Linked DNA regions of Homo sapiens: region 2 is linked to region 1. A link is a loop called in an ENCODE intact Hi-C map of the cell type or tissue named here. Cell type or tissue: endothelial cell of umbilical vein. All regions are shown on one strand. Links, peaks and the distances in the headings refer to the core of each region. The heading gives the core; the rest is flanking DNA. Region 1 overlaps LINC00607 (long intergenic non-protein coding RNA 607). Region 2 overlaps LOC102724861 (a long non-coding RNA gene).

Evidence for each region. A loop is a pair of places that touch in the nucleus more often than their neighbours do. Peaks named below come from ENCODE experiments on the same cell type or tissue, not always from the same donor. Only the 100,000 strongest peaks of a DNase experiment are listed, where the experiment ranks them.
Region 2: a loop joins it to region 1, with 4 times the contacts of the local background. A loop is called at or near these places in 3 of 110 quality-filtered maps.

What each region holds. Positions count from the first base shown.
Region 1 is chr2:215,705,362-215,716,184 of GRCh38, reverse strand. The region is part of intron 5 of LINC00607 (long intergenic non-protein coding RNA 607); the gene reads left to right. LOC102724861 (a long non-coding RNA gene) reads right to left here. Exons shown (of 8, transcript NR_187737.1): 8 at 1,799-2,945. Among named protein-coding and RNA genes, the nearest start is that of LINC01614, 7.3 kb to the left of the region's middle. In endothelial cell of umbilical vein, for the core only: no CTCF peak of the experiment used is centred there; DNase peaks (open chromatin) are centred at 3,664, 4,474 and 6,354; H3K27ac peaks cover 4,589 bases.
Region 2 is chr2:215,596,357-215,607,179 of GRCh38, reverse strand. All of the region lies in intron 1 of LOC102724861 (a long non-coding RNA gene), which reads right to left. Among named protein-coding and RNA genes, the nearest start is that of LINC01614, 120 kb to the left of the region's middle. In endothelial cell of umbilical vein, for the core only: no CTCF peak of the experiment used is centred there; a DNase peak (open chromatin) is centred at 4,949; H3K27ac peaks cover 1,584 bases.

The DNA of each region.
Region 1 (10,823 bases), core at 2,010-7,009:
CTTTTTCTAAGACGCAGACAAATGTTCCTCTTAGCTATCATGATAGATTTTTGACCAGGAAAGCCACTCTCAGAGACATGTGATGATTTGCCTGGGGTGATGTGTCTCCATTAGGAGATAAGTAGTGGTACTGATGCTGAAGTGATCTGGTGGAGGAATGGCCTGAGACAGAGATTGCAAACTACATAACAACCCAACATAATGACTCTGATCAACCCACAGGGGCTGTTGATGAGCATTCTGCAGGTAAACACAGACTAGCTCCAGAGAGAAGTGTCATGATCAACTTGTAATGCCTGTCTCAGGTGTGACAGGGCAAGTGGTGCCCTTGTGCCACGGTGTTGTCAATGGCACCATGGAACATACCAGAGAAAACACAATCAGATGGATCTGGCTTCTAATTAGATCCACCTTGGCAAAGTTGTGTGACTTTGAGCAAGTGACATAACCTCTCTAAGTTCAATGTCCTTCTCAAGAAATGGGGATACCTTCCTTGTGGAATTATTGTGAGGCTGAAGCAAGATAATGCATGCTTGCTCTTATTCTTGTAATTGTGGCTAGTAAAAGGTAACTAGTGTCAAGTGAGAAAGCTTTGGATTAGAGATGTGGTTCGGGCTTGCACATTCATTTTTCATGAATGTGAGAAGACTTATTGGAGACACCAAGTCATGGAGGGCTTCAATTCAGACTCAGCATAATAGAAGGCTTGATGATCATTTTCCCCAAACAGGGTCAAAGTCGTGTAAATAGGAGGCATACACATTCTTCAGATGGTGTTAATGACATAATCTTCATTAGGAAATGACTCCCTATGGTTATGAACTGTGCATAATTGTAGGTTTGGTGAGAGAAATCCAACCCCATCCTGGGGCATTGCCCGCATTAATCTCTTTCATCTACAGAACCAGAGCTCACTCTTTTTTTTTTTTTTTTTTTTTTTTGAGACAAAGTCTAGCTCTGTCACCCAGGCTGGAGTGCAGTGGCACAATCTTGGCTCACTGCAACCTCCACCTCTTGGGTTCAAGTGATTCTCCTACCTCAGCCTTCCGAGTAGCTGAGATTACAGACACCCACCACCACGCCCTGCTAATTTTTTGGTATTTTTAGTAGAGATGGGGTTTAATCATGTTGGCCAGGCTGGTCTTGAACTCCTGACCTCAGGTGATCTGCCCGCTTCAGCTTCCCAAAGTGCTGGGATTGCACGTGTGAGCCACTGCACCTGTACCCACTCTTCTTTTGAGTCTAAATCCCATTCTTCTCTATGAGCAGACATGAAAGCTACTGGCTTTCAGCCTGAGCCTCCAGAATTTGAAATATACGGGAAAGGAACCAGCAACTGGGCATCCAGGGGAAGGGGGATAGAATCAGAAATACTAAATGAGGCAGAGCTCTAAAGGCAAAGAAGATGTGGAAAGAGTGAAAGGGGAGAGTTAGGATGTTGGGAGAGGACCATGTGGTCACTCTCGGAGGGCTGTCTTCTTGGGATATAGAGTGTTCCAGTTGCATCTCCCTATTCCTTGATGGCCTTGGAACAGTTTCCTGAAGGCTGGAAACCTCACAGGGTTCACTGCATCATCTGTTCAGGGAAGGTGGGGAAGTGCCAGTCAGAAATGGTGGTGGGGAAACCAGTTCCCTGTCCATCCGAAGGACTTTGAAAAGCACCATCATTGTGAACCACCAGGCAGCCTGGAGCCTCAATTTCTGTTTACCTACCCAGCTGCAGAGAGAGTACAAAACAGTAAGGCTGGTTTTCTGTGAGGTCAGATATAAAACATTACATAGGATAGAGAAAAAGGACTTGTTTAGTTAGGTTTCTTTAACATTATATCATCATTATTTCCAGACTAAGGTGACCTCTCTACTGGCCAAAGGGACACACTGAATTGTGGATCATCTCTCTGGAGTTCCCTTGATATACAAATGATGCTCATTGGGGACATCTGAATGTATGCTTGAGGACATCAGAATTTCCCATTATCCATTTTATTGTTACACCCATAAAGATTCTCCCCTTAGGACTGAGGGAGGGCAGGTGCTTTCTTGGTTTCCAGAAAAGGATAAAGGCTTCTCATGGACCTTATAACCAGTAATAACAGAGTTATCTATATACTCAGGAAAATGACTAGGTGATGTCAAAGTGTATGTTAACTACATAACTCCCCATGTTTGTTATTCCCAGCCTGTTTCTCTGTAGTTCTCAGTAAAATCCTGGAAAGGAATTTACAGAGGATTGGTGAGGGGTATGGATGGGACAGAAGAAAGTGGAGGAACCTGGAGACCTGGCCCAAATTAAGGCTATCTAGGATGAAGTAAAAATCATGACAGAAGGCTTATAAGATGGAAGGATGGCAAGGTCCCTGTGTCCCATGGAAAGAGAGCAAGGGGTGCCATCTTGGGCCAGAGAAGATGTCTAAGCTGAGGACCCACAGTGATCACTCAAAAGTTTGACACCCCCCTCTCATATCAGCAAAGGACACCCTTTGTAAAAAGTTCTCAGCACAGACTCACCCCAGCAATCATACACAAGGAGTAGCCAGTCTTCTAAGTTTCCACTTTCTATTCCTGTCCTAACTGACCAATCTCTTTTGTAGCTGTTGTTTGAAAGGATTTTCAGTTGCACAACTTTCTGCACATGTTGTAATTTGAACATAAACAGTGAAAATCTTTGGAATGCTTCCCTTTCAAATGTTTGTGGTTGACAAATATCTTTTCAACTAACATTTTCCCACTTAAAATGTAGTAAACTATTTAGTTTCACATTAATCCAAAGTAAGAAGTGGCTTCTCCTCCTCTTGGTTTTCCTTTCGTCCTCTTCCTCCTCTTCTTTATCCTCCTCCTTTTCTTTCTCTGCCTCTCTCCTTTGATATATGAGATGGTTGGTTGACTTATCATGGCAGTGTGACATTAAATTTTTTTTCTCTTTGCAAATCCATTTTGAGCAAATCCTATGATAGGGATGGAGAGATCACATTTAGAAAAGCTTCTTAAAACCTTAAAGCTTTCATTTAGTAAATATGACAAGCACTGTAATTTATAGATGGGATTATAACATTCTAACCTCTATTTGGGCTCTGCTTTCCCAACTCTCAGGGGTAATGAGATGATGAATAAGTTAATATTTATTCAAGGATTTGAAGCAAAGCAATGTCTTAAATGCTTATGTATTTTGACCTCAAATTGCACTCCTACAGAATTCCCTGTAAGCAAGAAAAAGGAAGGAGGCAGTGGCAGAAACGACACAAAGCAACTATTTGTGCTTCTCTCAAACCTCCAGAACTCAGTAGAGGAGTAGGGGAAGTGCTTATATTTGACAATCCTTGTTCCAGAGTGATTCTTGCTGGACTTAAGTGAAGGGGCAGCATCGATAGATCTCTCCTCAGTGACTTCTAGTACTTTCTTTACCCCAACACCCAGAGCCTTCCTAATATCCAGTGGCTGTGACCCTTCACCAGCACTGTTCAGCATGGTGTGCTTCCTCCCAGGTTTAGACCCTAGTGCCAAAAATTTCTGTCTTTTGTCTTTGGAGCCCAGACAGATGACTGAGCAGCTACTCTGCAAATGCAGTTTGACCCAGGGGATTAATCGCTGCTAATATCTCAGGAAAGCTTTTTCAACAGTCATTACAGTAAGGAGAACAAATGCAGATACCAGAACAATAAAAACAGTAATAATAGTGTCAATCATCAAGTCCTGACCGTGGGTAAAGGTCTGTGTAAAGTCCAGATGTTATCTAATCAATCCTCACAGCAGTCCTGTGAGTGGGAATTATTATTATTCTCATATTACATGTCAGGCAGACAGGCTCAGGGAAGTTCACTAATTTGCCTAAAGTCACACAGCTAGGAAGCAGCTGAGTCAGGATACACACCACCAAGCCTCAGGCTTTCTAGGCTATGAGCTCCAGACTTGTAGGTGGCCCTCTCACCCTAAAAACCTGTACATGCCTTGCAAATAGAAGGGGATAAATAAATGTTTATTATCCAAATTGAATAGAATTATTTTCTATGTGATTTAGGGAAGTCTCAACCTTCCAAGGCAAACATTTTACATTTAACAGACAAGAAAAGAGTGACTATTGTTTGTATTTTAAGTCTTATCGCTGCATGGAGAGGAAGGTAGGGGGCTGAGGAGTTTCTCACTCATCAACTGAGAATTATTGAACAATAGTTTTTTTCCCCCTTCTGGCCTTTGAAGTCAGATCACATAAACAAGTACCTGACTGCATGAAAGGCTGTATTTGCTTGACAAATGTCTGAGAAAATCTTAACAGCACCAACTAAGTGATCAAGCATTTACTAAGCACACAGACTTAGGCAGAAACATGGATCTTGTCTTCTAGGAATTTGTAATCTGACAGAAACAAAGCAGGACCTCAGAGAACTTCCCATGTCTGGTTTCTTGTCAAGCACGCCCTTGGCCAGTACATGGAGGAAACTCTGGAAGTGAATTCTAAGGGGACTTAGGGCTCCTTGATGATAGTTTTAGGAGATGTTAGTTTCTGCTTCACTAGGTGAATTTCCCATTTCCCACTAGGTCAAGAATGTGAGCCAATTCCAAAGGAATGTGGTATTGTAATACATCTAGCAGGAAACTCACATAGACAGTTCCTTTTCCTTCTGGAGTTAGAAGATGAAATGAAAAGCGGAAATAGCCACACTGCAAGTTCCAAAGCTGTGCTTTTACAAGCAAAGTCTGATTCATAATATTGACTTGGTGCAATCTCATAGTATATGGACATGTCTCTAGGGTCTGTGTTTAACAAGCTCCCTCCCCGCTACAAAGCCCACCCTTAACCCTACTTTTTATCTCCTGGGGACCTCCCCAAAATCAGTTCAATGAAAATTAACATTTACTGGGGAAGGTCCTGAGACCCATGATATGCATGGGTGTGGAACATCAAAGATTAAAAAGATAATATTTCCCAGGAGCTAGAGACCAGCCTGGGCAACATGGCAAAGCCCTGTCTCTACAAAAAATATAAAGCAAACTAGCTGGGCATGGTGGTGCACACCTGTAGTCTTAACAACTAGGGAGGCTGAGGTGGGGGGATGGCTCGAGTCTGGGAGGTCAAGGCTGCAGAAAGCCATGATCACGCCATTGCACTCCAGCCTGGGCAACAGAACAAGGCCTTCTCTCAAAAAAAAAAAAAGAAAAAAAAATATAAGAAAGACTTTTCAGCTGTAAAGATCTTTTATCCCCACTGCTGCCAGGGAAAGCTCCCCAGAGCAGGAAGCCCAGAAGGCCTCTTGTTTGTGGTTCTTTCTCTGCAGCACATGGATGCACTTTGAAATTCACAGCAAGGTAGACCATGGGGCTGCTTAACCCTACTTTGCAGGCACTCTGTATATTGGTCAGAGACTGAGTATGTCCCTCCTCAGACCGGACACAAAGTGAACTAAAGGAAGATTCATAAACTTATTTTGCTTAAAGATTGAGTGGACACTGTGGAGCAATGCAGATCAGGGCTGGGAATTTTTATTTCATCTGATTGACTTGTCCCTTGTACCACACTGAGGAGGGCCATGCAGCTTAAAGGGTTCTGAATTCATCTTATTTCTGACTTTTCCTTCTTCGCATCCTTCATCTTGTAGTTCTGTGTCCCACCTCTCTCTCCCCCTCACCTCCCTCCCATTTTCCAACATGAGGGAAATTATTTCTTTTGGTTTATAAAACTCTACACTTCAGATTTGGGGCAAAAGCTAGTTGGCTCTACCTCGGTTTTGCTAATTCCAAAAGGCTGGTGGATGAGCTGAGATCTCCTGGTGGGGTGAAGGAAGAAGGCAGCTCAATGTTTGCATCAGTGTGGTGGAAAATTGGGATTCATCTGATTTCCTAATGAATTACAGAAGAGCACGCATAACCTCACCACAGTTGAGTATTTGTTTCTTTCTGAGGATAATACAGGTTAGTTGCAAGTGAGCAAAGCTTTTCCTTACCCTTAAGATAACTTCAGCCTTATTTCTTATGCAATAATATTTCTGCTATTATTTTTCTAATTCTCTTCTTGCTCCTTTCTGCTCACATTGTAGGGATGAACCCACGCTCTGAGAATGGTCTTTATGGCTGTTTGAACCAGTGACATCTGCTTTATATAGATACTTCATGATCTTTGCTCCATAGAAAGTGTGTGTTTGTGTGTGTGTGTGTGTGTGTGTGTGTGTGTGTGTAGGTTTATCCTGCCACTGTTTAGTAGACTGCTTTAAGTGTTACATGAGCTATATACAGCTATGGGTAGGTGGAATAAAGAGAGATTCGGACTAGGCAATTAGGAAAGTTTTCTTAGCCTTTGAGGGCAGTATTGGAATAGGGCCTTAAGAAGAAGTAGGATTTTATCAGAAAGAGTTAAGTTGGTAAATAGTTGGCAGAGATGAGAGTACTTAGGAAACCAGGCAGGAAAATACTCAGACTTAATAATAACAACCATTTATACTTATTGAGAACTCACTATGTGCTGGGGACAGATGTAAGCAATTTATATGTTTAAACTTACTTAACTTTCATGAAAATCAGTGACAAAACTTTCACTGTAATTAGGGAAGGCACTAATTGGACTGGACACAGAAGAGGCAGGGGAGTATATTAAGCAGTGAGGTGAGAAAGATGGGCTGGAACCATATCCCAGAATAACTTGTCCTCTTATAGATCCTGTACTTTTTCTTCCTGTAAGAATCAATTGACTTTTTGTATTTTGGGTTTTGTTTTATTAACGAGGTAGTGATGTGATTGACATATGATGGAGAACAATCACATTGGTTGCCATATGCAGGATGGTTCAGAGAGGAGAGAAACGAGTACAAAAGTCCAAATGGAAGGGTCAGAACAGAGTAAGCAGTAGAGAGAAGGAAAGGAGGGAAAGGAGATCAGAAACATAACCCATTGTCCAACTCAGGTATTGATTCAACATGCACTTACTAAGAGATGATTATGCTAGTTGCTGTATACTGTGCAAAGTACCTGAAAATTAGATTATGAGGACTTGGCGTGGAGTAGAAGTTAAAATGAGAAGCTGAAGATGATTAGTTTCGAGTCTCAAAGTATCAAAAGGAGGTGACAACATTATCCAGGAGTGGAACATAAGAAAAATAAGAAACCTGAAAAATAATATTTACACACCTTCATTCTACTATGGCTTTTTTGTATACAATGCCTTAATTTTTTTTTTTTTTTAAATCATGTTCCTCTCTTCACCAAAAAAAAAAAAAAAGAAAGAAAAAAAATGGGGCCAGGGAAGATTCCCTATTGTTTACTTTCGATTTGGCCTTGAAGACCCCATGTTCTGGCTCCAACCTACTTTTCCCATTCTACCTATTTTTCTCTACTGCCCTACAAGAATCCTTTATTCCAGCCAGGCAAATCTATTTATCCTTTCCTGACACAAACATCATGCTTTTGTATATAGTGATTCTTATCTCTACCTAAAAGTAATCCACCCTGAAATCCTACATTAATGTCCTATTTTCTCCCTTAATATTTTGGAGAACCTGTTATGGTCTGAATATTGGTTCAAAATTTATATGTTGAAACCTAATTTCCAGTGCAACAGTATTAAAGAGATGGAGTCTTTAGGAGGCGATTAGGTCATGAGCTCAAAAATGGGATGAGTGCACTTACCAAAGAAACTCCGTGGCACTTGTTCACCCTTTCTGTCGTGTGAGGTCCCAGCAAGAAGGAGCCATCTATGAAGTAGATAATGAGTCCTCACTAGACACCAAATCTACTAGTGCCTTGATTTTAGACTTCCCAGCCTTCAGAACTGTGGGTAATAAATTTCTGTTTGTTTATTTATTTATTTATAGACAGGGTCTTGCTCTGTCACCTAGGCTGGTGTGCAATGGCACAATCACAGCTCACTGCAGCCTCAAACTCCTGGGCTCAAGTGATCCTCCCGCCTTGGTCTCCCAAAGTGTTTGGATTGCAGGTGTGAGCCACCGTGTCAGGCCAAATTTATGTTCTTTGGGTTTGGAGTCTGTCTCAGTCTGGTCCTGCTACTATAATAAAATATTTGAGAACAGGAACAGACTAAAACAGACCCTAAAGCCTACGCCTTGCCTGACCATTTCAACCTCAAAGATGGCTCTCTCCTTTATAGGTGCCTTATTTCCTCCAATGGCCCTAAGAGTGTCTTATGGAAAGATCATGCCTGCTTAATATGTCTGTGGTTCTCAGGATCCCTAGCGCAGTACCGAATGTTCCGTAGTCCCTCAAGTGTTCATCAGTTTCCTAACTGGGGTGAGTTTGTAAGACTTTACATGCTCCACCATGTTGCAGCAGAGACAGCCGGGATGAAGTTCCCCTTCCTTTTGGAGCTTGGCTGTTCAGATTCCTTTGAATGCAGTGATGCTTTATGGGTGCATATAGCTCTGACTTTGCAAATCACCTCCAGAAACAGCACTGTGTTTATCAGCAATCACGCAACACACGTTCCTCAGATAAGGACATAGCTTACTTCCCGCTTTAGTGTTTAAAGATACAGTTCATTGGTTGCTGGTATTATCTTCTAAAAGAAAGAGAATTAAGTACTTTTCTCCAAACACTCTGGACAAACTTGAGAATATATGAATTTCGCATGTTTCCTGTCCTTCAGCCCAATATTCTAAATGTGATATCTGCTAATAAAAGTATTCAATGTTTACAAAGAAAAACGGTGTCTTAGATTACCTCAAACAGTGAATAATCGTGCTTATACAATTATTCATTGTTTTTGAGAAAACATTGAGATTTGAGAAAAACATGTCCTTCTAAACATAAGTTTCAAAATTAATTGCAACTGAGCAGAAAACCCACAGTAACTTGAACTTTTAATTTTAAATGTTGTAATTGGGTGCCTAGTGCTGAGAAGAAAATTGGTTTGTGGCTTTCAGGGAAATCACAGAGTATATTACATATTTAAATTTTTTAAGCCCCAAGAAGACTGTTTTTATAAAAACAGATAATGTATTGATTTGTGTTTAGTTGTTAAAATGAAATAGAATTGAATAAATCTCAGATAGCTTGAATACCTTGAAATAGTCAAGATATTTACGTATATTATATTTATAACTACGTTTTTATGTATAAATGCTTTACGTAAAGGTGTGTGTGTGTGTGTGTGTGTGTGTGTAAATGTGTTGATGTGTATTTATTATCTGATTTGAACATATTATATACCAAATAGCTGCATGGCATCAGGGATGCACAAATTATGTATTCATAAACCACATGTCAGAATTGCCTTAGACATAGACAAGATTGAACTGAACTTCATTTTGCTATTTGTGGGACATCCAATGCCTTTGGGGGTGACAAACATCAAATTGAAGATGGGGGTTATATCTAGAGTGGGGTGGGAGGGAAACAATATTGAAGAAACACAGGGAGCTTCAAATATATTGATAATGTGTTTCTTAGGCTGGCTGGTGTGTGTACCTGGAAATTTATTGTATTTATCCTTTTATTTTTTTGCATGACTTAAATGCTTTTTAATAAAACTTTTAAATGCCCAATTCCTTCTTCAGAATTTTGTGAATTCATAGGTGTCTTATGCTTTTGTGCTTACCTCTGATTCCAGCATTCTGCTTCTACTGCATGTGTGCTGTGTGAGAAAACTTTCCACCATGCTGATTGGGTTGTCTTCTCTCCACAGTGGCTCAGTGGAGACATGAAATTGAAATTCAGCACTTTTCCTTGGTTTAAACACAGGCTGATCCCACAAATGCAGTAGTATTAAAGTTTGCAGATATAGAAGCATTTATATCTTAAAAATGAAAGCAACTTAAAATTTGCTGCTGCCGCTCAGAAAGAGCTTCTGGCCTTTCTACCTCTAGGGATGTTATCACCAGCACTCCTGGCCTAGGCAGCATCCTGAACTTTCCCATCCTGTGTTGGCTCTGTTTCATCTTCCTCATTCTTTCCCTTCCAAGTTGCATTCAAGAACTCCAAATTCTTTTTGCTCTATTATTGAAGAACAATTTTGGTCTTTCCCCTCTCAATTCCTGACACCACATTATAGGCATTGAGTAAATATTTGTGGAAGATGAATACAACTCAGTTCCTGGCCCACTTGCTCATGTCCAAAACCCACAAATCTCCTCAAAGTTTCTATTATATAAATAGCAAAGGCCTGGAAGAAGTCCTGACGTTTCTTTTTATAGGTGCTAATCCCTTCAGAAGGAATTGCAGTTTCGAGTAGTAATTTTTCATTTTCTCATATGTTGAGGCCCCAACCTCCAGAACCTTAGGCTGTGACTATATTTGGAGATTGGGCCTTTGAAGAGGTGATTAAGTTAAAATGAAGACATGAGGGTGGGCCCTAATCCAATCTGACTGGTGTCCAAGAAGAGGAGATTAGGATACACAGAGAAACAGCAGGAGTGTGCAGAGACACAGAGTAAATACCATGTGAGGTCACAGCAAGAGGAAAGCCATCTGCAAGCCAAGGGGAGAAGCATCAGAGGAGTCCAATGCTATAGGTACCTAGATCTTGGACTTCCAGATTCCAGAATTGTGAGACAATAAATTTCTGTAGTGTAAGCCATTTAGTCTGCAGCATTTGTTATGGCAGCCTGAGCTAAGACACAAAGTCTTGGATTAGGAGAACAGGATAGAATTACAAAGAGAACAGTAGTCTTTGGTAAAACCAAAAGGCACATCATTCTTTGAGAAAGTGCAGTTTTAAAGTTAAGATTTTAAAAAGAGGAAGTTAATCCTGGATGACTAAAATCTACTTAATCAGATTATTTGGTGGGGTGGGGCGGGGGAGCAAGATTTAAAAACAGGGTAGGTAAAAATTTTAGTGAGGAAAAGAAACAGGCTGCAATAAAATTTTTAAAAGTATGCATTCAAAT
Region 2 (10,823 bases), core at 2,356-7,355, 110 kb after region 1:
ATACACATACACACACACACACACATATATATATATAAACCCTTGGAGGGCAAGTGTTATGGGTGAGTTGTGTTCCTCCAAAATTCATATGTTGAAGTCCTAACCTCTAGTACCTCAGAATATGACTGAAACTGGTTATATGTATATATATATACACACACATATATGTGTATATATGTATATATGTGTATATATGTATATATGTGTATATATGTATATGTATGTGTATATGTGTGTGTATATATATATACACACACACACACACACACACATATATGTGGGAGTTTATTAAGTATTAACTTACACAATCACAAGGTCCCACAACAGGCTGTCTGCAAGCTGAGGAGAAAGGAGAGCCAGTCTGAGTCCCAAAACTGAAGAACCTGGAGTCCGTTGTTTGATGGCAGGAAGCATTCAGCATGGGAGAAAGATGTAGGTGGGGAGGCTAAGTCCGTCTTTCCTTTTCATGTTTTTCTGCCTGCTTTATATTTGCTGGCAGCTGATTAGATTGTGCCCACTAGATTAAGGGTGGCTCTGCCTTCCCCAGCTCACTGACTCAAATGTTAATCTCTTTTGGCAACACCCTCACAGACACAACCAGGATCAATATTTTCTATCCCTCAATCCACTCAAGTTGACACTAAATATTAACCATCACACCTATTACTTATTATATACCATTTTAAGTAGCTTTACATGGACACTTTTGCATGCATGCATGCACACACACACACAAACACACACCCACACACACACACATCCACCCCAATATTAATATCTAACATCTGGACGCTGGCTAATGTTTAATTTTTAATGTAACCATTATGCTGGAAGGCATTCATTTGTGGTGTAACCACAGCTTCAATTCTGGTGTTATATCTTTTCTACTTAACTAGTTTCATTAGATTTCGAACTGAAGAGTAAATTAACTCATCTTTTATGACCCTTTATATTGCAAGGTGAACTTGAATCATCTTATTAGATCCATGTTAGACATATGCTTGGTGTTGAACATTATCTGTACATATATATGAAAATCTTTATGATGGCATTTGAAAGTAGGACATAAACATTGTCTCTCATAAAAACCTAGGCACTTCTAAGTTTCATTATAAAAGTTCCTCATTCAAAAACAGTATAAAAGAGAATTGCCATTTTAAAGGAAAACTACATGAAATGTAAGTTTTGAATGAAGAGTTCCTTGGCTTTGCTTTTCTTCTGAGCAACGCTTCTCCTTTTATGTTTTGCACAAGCTCATAACAATTTTTCTTACAATCTTCTAGACTGTAATATCACTACTTTCCATTTTTCCTACAAGGTAAGCACCCATACCGTCAATATATCTTAACATCAAGGGCTTGTGAGCAGTTTCTTTCTGATATGTCAAATTATTTGTAACCCACTTCATAGTGATCAGAGATGGTTAATTGGTAAAACTGATTAATAGAGATAAAAAGCATAGCAGTAAAAAAAAATAACATGGAGGAAATACAAATGGATTATTCATTTAGGATTTATTTAACTGTATTTGGAATTGTCATTTTGCACACACATATAAACACATGTGCACACCCACAGTGGTTTTAAAATCTATATGAAAGGTCTTATGTCATTTTACTATATCCTGAAAAATACTTGCTAAGTCAGTTTATAAGTACAACCATTGTTATTCAAACTCTTGAGTTATTACATGTTAAAATGACTTTATTTATTTACTTAGAGATAGAGTCTTGCTCTGTCACCCAGGCTGGAGAGCAGTGGCATGATCTTGGCTCACTCTAATGTCCACCTCCCAGGTTCAAGCTACTCTATTGCCTCAGCCTCCCATGTAGCTGGGATTATAGGAATGCAGCACCATGCCAGCTAATTTTTATATTTTTAGTAGAGACAGGGTTTCACCATGTTGGCCAGGCTGGTCATGAACTCCTGACCTCAAATAATCTGCCTGCCTCAGCCTTCCAAAGTGCTGGGATTATAGGTGTGAGCTACCACGCCTGGCCAAATGACATTTTTTTGAAAATAAAATTTTTAATAGCAGTATTAAATGTGATTTTGATCCTATTAGTTAGGTTTAGGGGAGGGAAGGCCCAGGTTTAGAGGAAGAGAAGGCAATTAGTGAGATGCATGCAAGGCCTTTAAGTCACAGACTCTAGAGGTAGATTTATTTATTATGGCACAGCCAAGCCAAAAGGTACATGCCCTTGAAATTATGTCAGAAGTCTTGAACACATCAATCTGCCCTCAATTTTTCTTTCCACACTAGTATGAATTTCACAGTAAGAATATCCTTCAACCCCTCTAGCCTCCTTCCCTATTCTCCACTCCTCTTTACAGCAACCGCCTCCAATAAGTTGTCCACACCAGCTGTTGCAACTTCTCTTTTCCTCTTCAACCCACTTCTGTTGGGCCTTAATCCTGGCCCACTCAATGAAACAGTTCTCAAATTCTCTGATGCAAAAGCCAATGATGAAGTCTTGCTGCCATTCCCTTCTGGAATTACTTTTCTTGACTTCCATCCACCACACTCTTCTAGTGTTCCTCCTACTGCAACCGCCTCTCCTTCTTAGTCTCCTTTGATTAATTCTCCTCCTGTTCTGAACCTCCCAACAGAGCAAGGCTTAGTCTTCAGACTTTGATACCCTGCCCCATGTCCCCAGGTCCACTTCTCTGCTTCTCTGCCTAAAAGCTTCCTCCAGCTCCTTCGGAGCCTCAAAGTAGCAGCTGCTTAAGACCCTCAGGAGCATCCTTCAACTGGTGAATTTAGGAATTGGTGGATAAACACTGAAAGTTCTTATCTCTTGGCAGGACAATTCTCCAGGGTGCTCTACACAGTTCCTCAGAGGGTACCCAGTGGAACTGAACTCCAGTTTCTCTAAGTAGTAACCAGTTTATCAATGCCCCCTGTATTCCTTTTATTGGTTTGCTTCCTTTCCTTGTTTCACTTCCCCTCTTCCTCACCTGTGTTTCCCGCCACTCAGTTAAATTAAAGTCATTCAACACCTTATATTAGGATTGTTTTCAGGAGAACTCAGAACTGAGATAGAACTTTTAGTGATGCTGACTCCTTTGGTGATTGGAAGTTTCTAGTCCTGATTCTTTAAATTTTGGCATACTTTGATAACTCCCAAATGTATGCACGAGCCAGGTCCTCTCTCATGAATCTGAGACTAGCATTTCTGACCTCCAGCCAGACATCTTTACTTGGATATCTGATAGGCAGCTCAATCTTAAACTCTTTTCTTCCTCTAAATATGCCTCTCCTTTATCTTCCTAGTCCTGGTAAATAGTGTCCCATCTTTCAAGTGGCTCAGGTCAAACTTGGGAGCCATCCTTAACTTCTATGCCTCTCTGATATCACACATCTGATCGCTCAAAGCGTTTCTACTTTCTCAATATATCAGGAAACTGACCGGGTTTAAAAAAAATCTCTTTCACCACTATTGTCCTGGCCCCACGACCGTCATTTCTCACCTGTGTTATTCATTACAGTAGCCTCCTAACGGCTCTACTGGCTTCCATACTACATAGTCCCCTACAGTTTGCTCAGTACATAGCAGCTAGGATGATCCTGTTGAAACCATGTCATACTGTGTGACTCTTCAGCTAAAAACCCTGCAGAAGCTGCCCATTCCACACCTGGAATAGTAGCTAAAAACCTCATGATGGCCTACAAGACCGTCCATGACCTGGGCTCCTCATGCCTCTGACTTCACCACCTACCACTTTCCCTCCTGATGTTTCAACCACACTGACCCCTTGTTTTTCCTTGAACTCAACAAGCACACTCACATTTCACATCCAGTGAGGGTATTATTTCACAAAACCTTCGTTTCAGCCAAGATGTGTGTGCCTGGATGTGTTGGGGTCTACATTACATGTATTTCTTACTTTGGGTCATGCTTTTAAAAACATTTGAAAAATAGTAGCTTAAACATTCATCTGAATCACGTTGCCCTCGCTGATGAAGGATTGAAAGCTCCATTCATTTATGCATTCCATATTCTCTGCAGTAATCTTTCTAGTATGTGTAATACTGTTGCACACCAAAAAAAAAAAAACAACAAAACATAATGTAAGTTTTTCAACTCCTAAGACATGAGGTTGTAATTAATTAGGCTGTTTAGATTATGGGGCACAGCCAGCTTCCCTTGGAGGTCTTTATTTATTGGGTAAAGGGACTTTACAGAGGATTTTCTCAAAATTGTATAAAAATTTAAGTTAGCATCTTTTGTCACTGAGAAAGTAGGTATGTACTGATATTGGCACATGGCCATTTAGAGAACCAGTAGCAGAGATTAGTTGAAGACATTTAGAGAAAATGACTTTCCTAATTAGAGAAAACATAAAAACTCAAGTAGTACTTAAAACTTTCCACTTTGATCATCATCCTGAAATAAGGAACTTTATTTTATTTTCTTTATGTACTTTTATTTAATCCACTCTCAGAATTTACTTGTGATTTTTATAATGGTATCCTTACAAATTGCACAATAAGAAAGTGATCAGAAAAATCCCATCCAAAAAATGGAAATAAACTAATGATTTGAACAGTGTTAGAAGGGAGGCTGAGCCTAGATGTTGGATGTGGGTTGAGTATAACAGGAAAAAAAAAAAAAAAGCTGCAGGAAATCAGAATGAGAGCAGACATCAGAAGTTGAAGTAGGAAGAAAGTGATTAAACATTCTGCAGGATAATTTTGGTACCATCTTGGAGTTCAGTTGATATAAATAAATATGAGAGCCTTCAGTAATTATTATTATCATCATTACTGTACTCTTCCAGGAAATTATAGCTTATTTAGTTCTTTATTCTTCATATTAATGAAGTGAAGTTTCATGACAACCCACTAAGAAAATAAAAAAGAAAATAATAAATCAGCCTGCGATTCTTAAAAGCTTAATGAAATCCAAACACTTCCCAATGGAAGATGACTCAGTGACACAGAATTGGCAGTAGTTTGTAGTTAGATCATTGGTTTTTATTGGAATATTTCCGATTTTAAGGAGGCATCTGTAGAACCTTCCTTCCTCTCATAGTCTGCTTGGATTTATTTAAAGAGACCTGGATTTGAGTCATCAACTGGAAAAAAACAGTAGAAATATCCCTTAATTGCTTAACTACATTTTTCCAATGGGTGTTAAATTATGGTAGTTTGAATTTAAAATACAGACTAGTCCCATTCAAACAGCTTTTTTGGCACTAATAAAAAGGAGGATGAACAGCCCACCAATCTCAAACCTCTGTAAGGGGTGCACAACAAGATTTGTAATTACGACTTTGCCATCCCCAGAGTTTGGTGAAGAAAATGTTACCTTTGCGTACATGCTCATTTTATCCCCTTGTCCTGGCTGCTCTTTAGGAAATGAAAGCTTTGAAAATGGGCTGCTAGTGCTTCTACATCTGGAAATATCTTCAAATGGGCAACACCTTGTCTGTTTGAGGGGATTTTTCTCTGTTAGCTGGCCCATTAGTGAGTCAGAAATAACTCTGGCTCTATGCAGGTGGTGGACCTACTATACTTCGCTTTTGCAACCCAAGAACAGCTATTTTATCATATTGAGCTAGATGTCCCTTATACCAATTCTCCCCCTAAAAATAATTTTTGAAAAGATTTTCTTTATCAAGAACTTAGAATATGTCATAAATGATCTTATTTAAGCTGTACAACAACCCTGTGAATGCCAATTTATCCATTCAACACTTTCTGTTAAAACTAGACAGGCACTGTCTAAACACTCAGAATATGGTGATGGGCAAGACAGCTAGAGCCCCTCAATAAACCCACATTTCAGGAATTTGGATGTGCAAATTACAATGAAACCAAAGGAAACTATTATAAACTGTGACAAGTGTTATAAGACAGAAAATAATAGGAGAGGTTAGTAAGATCCCCTCTCAAAAGGTAATGGTTAAGTTGATTCAAAAGATAAGGAAGTCCTCATGAAGCCCATGGGTGAGAGGGGAAGAGCTTTCCCAGCTTGACGGTGAAGGTTTGCAAATGTCCTGAGGTGGAAAAGAGCTCAGTATATTTAAGGAGCCTAAAGAAGACCTGTTCAGTTTTAGTAAAAATAGCAAAGAGAGAATTGTTACAAGATGAAACACAATTTTTATTTTCGGCAAGTAGTCTGGCACTTATTGATAGATTGGTGTATTAGTCAGTGTTCTCCAGAGAAAAAGAACCAATAGGAGATGACAAATAGGTAGATAGATAGATAGATGATAGATAGATAGATAGATAGATAGATAGATAGATAGATAGATAGACTAGAAGGGATTTATTATGGAAATTGGCTCATGTAATTATGGAGACTGAGAAGTCCTATGATATGCCATCTGCACACTGGCGAACCAGGAGAGCCAGTAGCAGAGCTCCATCTAAGCCTGAAGACCTAAGAACCAGGGGAACTGATGTTATAACTCTTAGTCTGGGGCCAAAGGCCTGAGAATCTGGGTGAACTGCTGTCCCAGAGTACAAAGGTCAGAGAACCTGGAGTCCTGATGTCCAAGGGCAAGAGAAGATGGGTATTCCAGTTCCAGAAGAAAGAGAGAATTCACCTTTTCTCTGCCTTTTTGTTTTATCTGAGCCCTCAATGAATCGAATAGTACTTATCCACATTGGGTGAGGGCAGGTCTTTCTTACTCAAGCCACTGACTCAAATGCCAGTCTCTCCCAGAAACACCCTCACAGATACACCCAGAAATAATGCTTTACCAGCTCTCTGGGTATGCCTTAGCCCAGTCAAGCTGACAAGTAAAATTAACCACCACAAGTAGGGAATGGAAGCTCAGATAAATAAAGCAGTATCCTCAAGACTGAGTAACTAGTAATACCTCAAGGCTCCTAAACCAGCTCTGTTTGATTCCAACATTTTCTACAAAGCTATAACTAGTTATAGCTTTTTAGAGTAGATGGCCTAGTTTGGCATTACTTAAAATCAAAACTCACCCAGCAGTGATCCCTGTCGGCAAAGTGAGGCTTCCTAATTGCTACCCTGCGGAAGTGCCAATGGCCTCCATTTTGGGTTAGCTGCCTGAGAAGGCTGTCTACCACATGATGCAGGATGCGAGCTATCTGTGTTTTCAGTGGGGCTGAAGATATTATGGTATAAAATTTTACACTTCACAGTCCAAACTCATCAAGTATGTGATGTGATCATTAAGGAATATTAAGTCATTCGTGGGTAGGCCTTTAGTAGTTATTGAGTGGTACTATTTTTCTATTTATTAATGAAAATTATGTGTGTATGATCATATGTGAATATCTGTAAATACTTACACACAAAAACACCATCCAATATTATCTTCGTTTTGAACCACAAACACACGATGTATCTTTAAAAAGATACATTCAATCATAAAAAAGTTTAAAAATAAGATATTAAATTCCAATTTATTTAAATTTTTATCAAAGATCTATTTCTGTTTGCTAAAGGTAGGGAGTCTAAATATTAAGCCAATCAACTTATAGATGTTAATTTATTAAATATTCTCAATAATTCTATGCTGTGACACTTAGAATGTCTGTTTTACAGGTGAAGAAACAGGTTCAGTGGGGTTCAGTCCCCTGTTCCACCTCACAGAGCTAGGCAGGATCAGAATTCAAGTCTCCTTTGCACCTCACTCTGCTGATTTCCCCAAGACTTTTAAAAATTATTTTCCTCTTTTAGGGGAACTATTACACTGATGATGCATATTTACACTCCCATATTTCAAAGCTATTATCTCCTCACTGGCTCATGTCTAATGAATTATAAATATTTCTGAGAACTATTTTCAGATTGAAGGAAGAAGTCATTTGGGTCTTTTATCTAAACTTTCACCTGCCTTTAGAAATTAATTGCCTAGGATATGCCAATTTTCCTTCTTTCATCAGCCGCAAGATGTAAAAATGTCTCTTAACTCAATGCTTTTTTAGTGGAAGAAGGGAGAAAGGTGGCAAACTAGCATTCCCCTTTGAGTTGAATCATTTGAACTACATGTACCGATATGTGGCTTTGATTCCTCCATCAGAAATACAACACATTTCATTATATTTTCATGATGACAGCACTGAAAAAAATAGTAAGAGTTTCCTCTTTCTGGCCATTTATCTGTAACTGGTATTTTGTGTAGTATGTTTAAGAGAGAAGAATGTTTAAGAAGGAAAAGACTAGAAAAGTTATTTTATAATTTATCAATATACAAAGCTGACATCTCAAATTTTACAACAATCACCAAAAAAGGCATGCTGTTACTGAATTGTCAGAAGTATTTGTGTGTGTGTGTGTGTGTGTTTGTGTGTGTGTGTAGGCCACCACTTGAACTCTAAGATCAGAGATTTCCTTGTAGATTAAAAGAAGCCCAAGGATCAAAAAGAAGAGATGTAGTTTTTATACTCTGCTCACAGTCAAGACATGCATGAGATTAGTCATATTTGAATATTAGTGTTTTGAGTTAAGCAGTACTACCAGATTTGGCATTGTTGGTCTAGACTAATTGGGATATACTTTAAAAACAGATGTTCTACGGCGGCATTTTACTCTCTTCCAGTAACACATTTTAGGAAGAAGCTCATGTTTATCTTACCTAACTTCTGTCCACCCACCAGAAGATAGATCCTCTCAGAGACCTATGTCCTCCCAGCTACACCACTGAAGTGAGAGCTGGGGTGGAGAATTTAACAACATGACTCAGGGGCAAAACTAGTGTTTGTAACTGACCACAAGGCTTCCAACGAGTGGTCATGGGAAAGAACCTTATAAATGGAAAGAACAAAGGGTGCAAGTTTCACTAAATGTGAACCCAAATCCAGGCTGCTCAAATTTTAAATAAAATGGAATGGACTTCTCCAATGAATGTAATACAAAACCAAAGACCAGATGTTCTAATTTTAAAAACAGGGTTGGGGAAAGATAAATAAGCTTTGATACCATTGTGGAGAGAAGCCATATATAATATGGGCTCTGGCTGACTGAGAAAAGGAATACCCAGCTGAATATCCCAGGGTAGAGCAGAGTATAATGGTGTCATTAGGTCCCTTGAGTTATTGGGAAGAAAACCTATGTTTACAGCCAAATGCCCATAGCTTTATGGCAATAATGGATAGAGAGAATTATAGACATTTATATTTGAGAGGGGTCTTGCCCTGTCATCTCTTCTATCTCTTTTATAGTATCCCAATAGGTGAACATACAATTTTTCCTTCAGAGGGGTCAGAAATCATGTTCATCCCTCACAAGGCAGCCCTTTCTTGGCCGTACAGTTGTAGTTGTTAGAATGCTCTTCACTAGTCTGAGTAAAAATATACATATCCATTGTTCATAGTATTGATGTATGAAATCCGAAAGCAAAAATTTACATATACTTCTGTAAAACATAATAGCTACTCTAATATTTGAATATGTTTATCACATCTTTAGTCTTTGCTTCTCCAAATGTTATTCAAACATTACTCATCTGACATGCTTCCTATTTCACAGTCTCTTTTGCCTTCCCTTGAATGTTCTCTAATTTGTTAGTATTACCTTGATGCCTTCACACTCAGAATTGAACACTGTATTCTAGCTAAGCCAAAGGATACAAGAGGCAGGGGATGCTCAAGGCTGTATTTTCCTTTCGTATCTTATTAGAGGTAATGTCAGAGTTAACTACACCAAATCTGGACCTTATGTCTAAAAATGTAGGTTCTTCAACAATTCAATTAGTTTTAGATCCCTGTGACTAGTGATAGGGCCACAAGACAGAGGGCAATGCTCAAGACCTTGAAGGAAGTACAAATATTTCACCCCAAAATATACTTCTTTACTTATTTCAAGATGGCTGTTCAGAGCGCCTGCAAACAGAAGTAGCCCTGCAAAGCTGTCTTTTGTAGGGGTGTGGAGGAAGGGCAGAGGGGTTGATTTGCATCTGTAAAGAATCTGTATTGATGCAGCCAGGCTATCTCTGAGGGCTTCCCTTGTCCAGATCTAGGAAAGATTAACTGAGAGTTCGACACCTTTGAAGGTCTGAAAAAAACATTTATCATCTAGTCTCTCTAAAGGCTGCTGTCTGTGAGGTTTCATCTACATATGAAGAGACTTCAAAAAGTTCTTGGAAAAATGGACTTCAAAGATAAAAATTAAAAGTGTAAACTTTCTTACTCAACATAAGACACATCAAGGTTAAGACACTTGCAAGCAATGATACCAGCCATTTAGTCCATTCCTAAAGAACTGAAGATCCTGGGAATTTCACCGTGTCAATGGAGTCCTTTTTCTGTCATTAACTGAAGAAAACTGGACACCCTTTGCAGATTCTTTTAAGATAAGGAAACAAAAAGATCTCAGAAGTAGCCAAACTGGGACTGTAAGGTGGATGCCTAATAATTTCCATCAAAACTCTCACAAAAATGCACTTGTTTGATGAGAGGAATAAGCAGGAGCATCACTGTGGAGAAGGACTCTCTGGTGAAGCTTTCCTAGGCATTTTTCTGCTAATGCTTTGCCTTATTTTCTCAAACACTCTCATAATAAGCAGATGTTGTTGTTATTTGGCTCTCCAGAAAGTCAACAAGGAAACTGCCTTGAGCATCCCAAAAGACCACTGCCATGGCCTTTGCCCTTGACCAGTCCAGTTGTGCTTTGACTGGGCCACTTCTACTTTAGTAGCCATTGCTTTGCTTCTGCTTTGTCTTCTAGATGGTCCTGGTAAGGACGTTTCCATCTCCTGCTACAATTCTTTGAAGAAATGCTTCAGGTTCTTGACCCCACATGTTTAACATTTCCATTGAAGGCTAGGTGTGGTGACTCATGCCTGCAATCCCACACTTTGGGAGCCTGAGGTGGGTGGATCACTTGAGGTCGGGA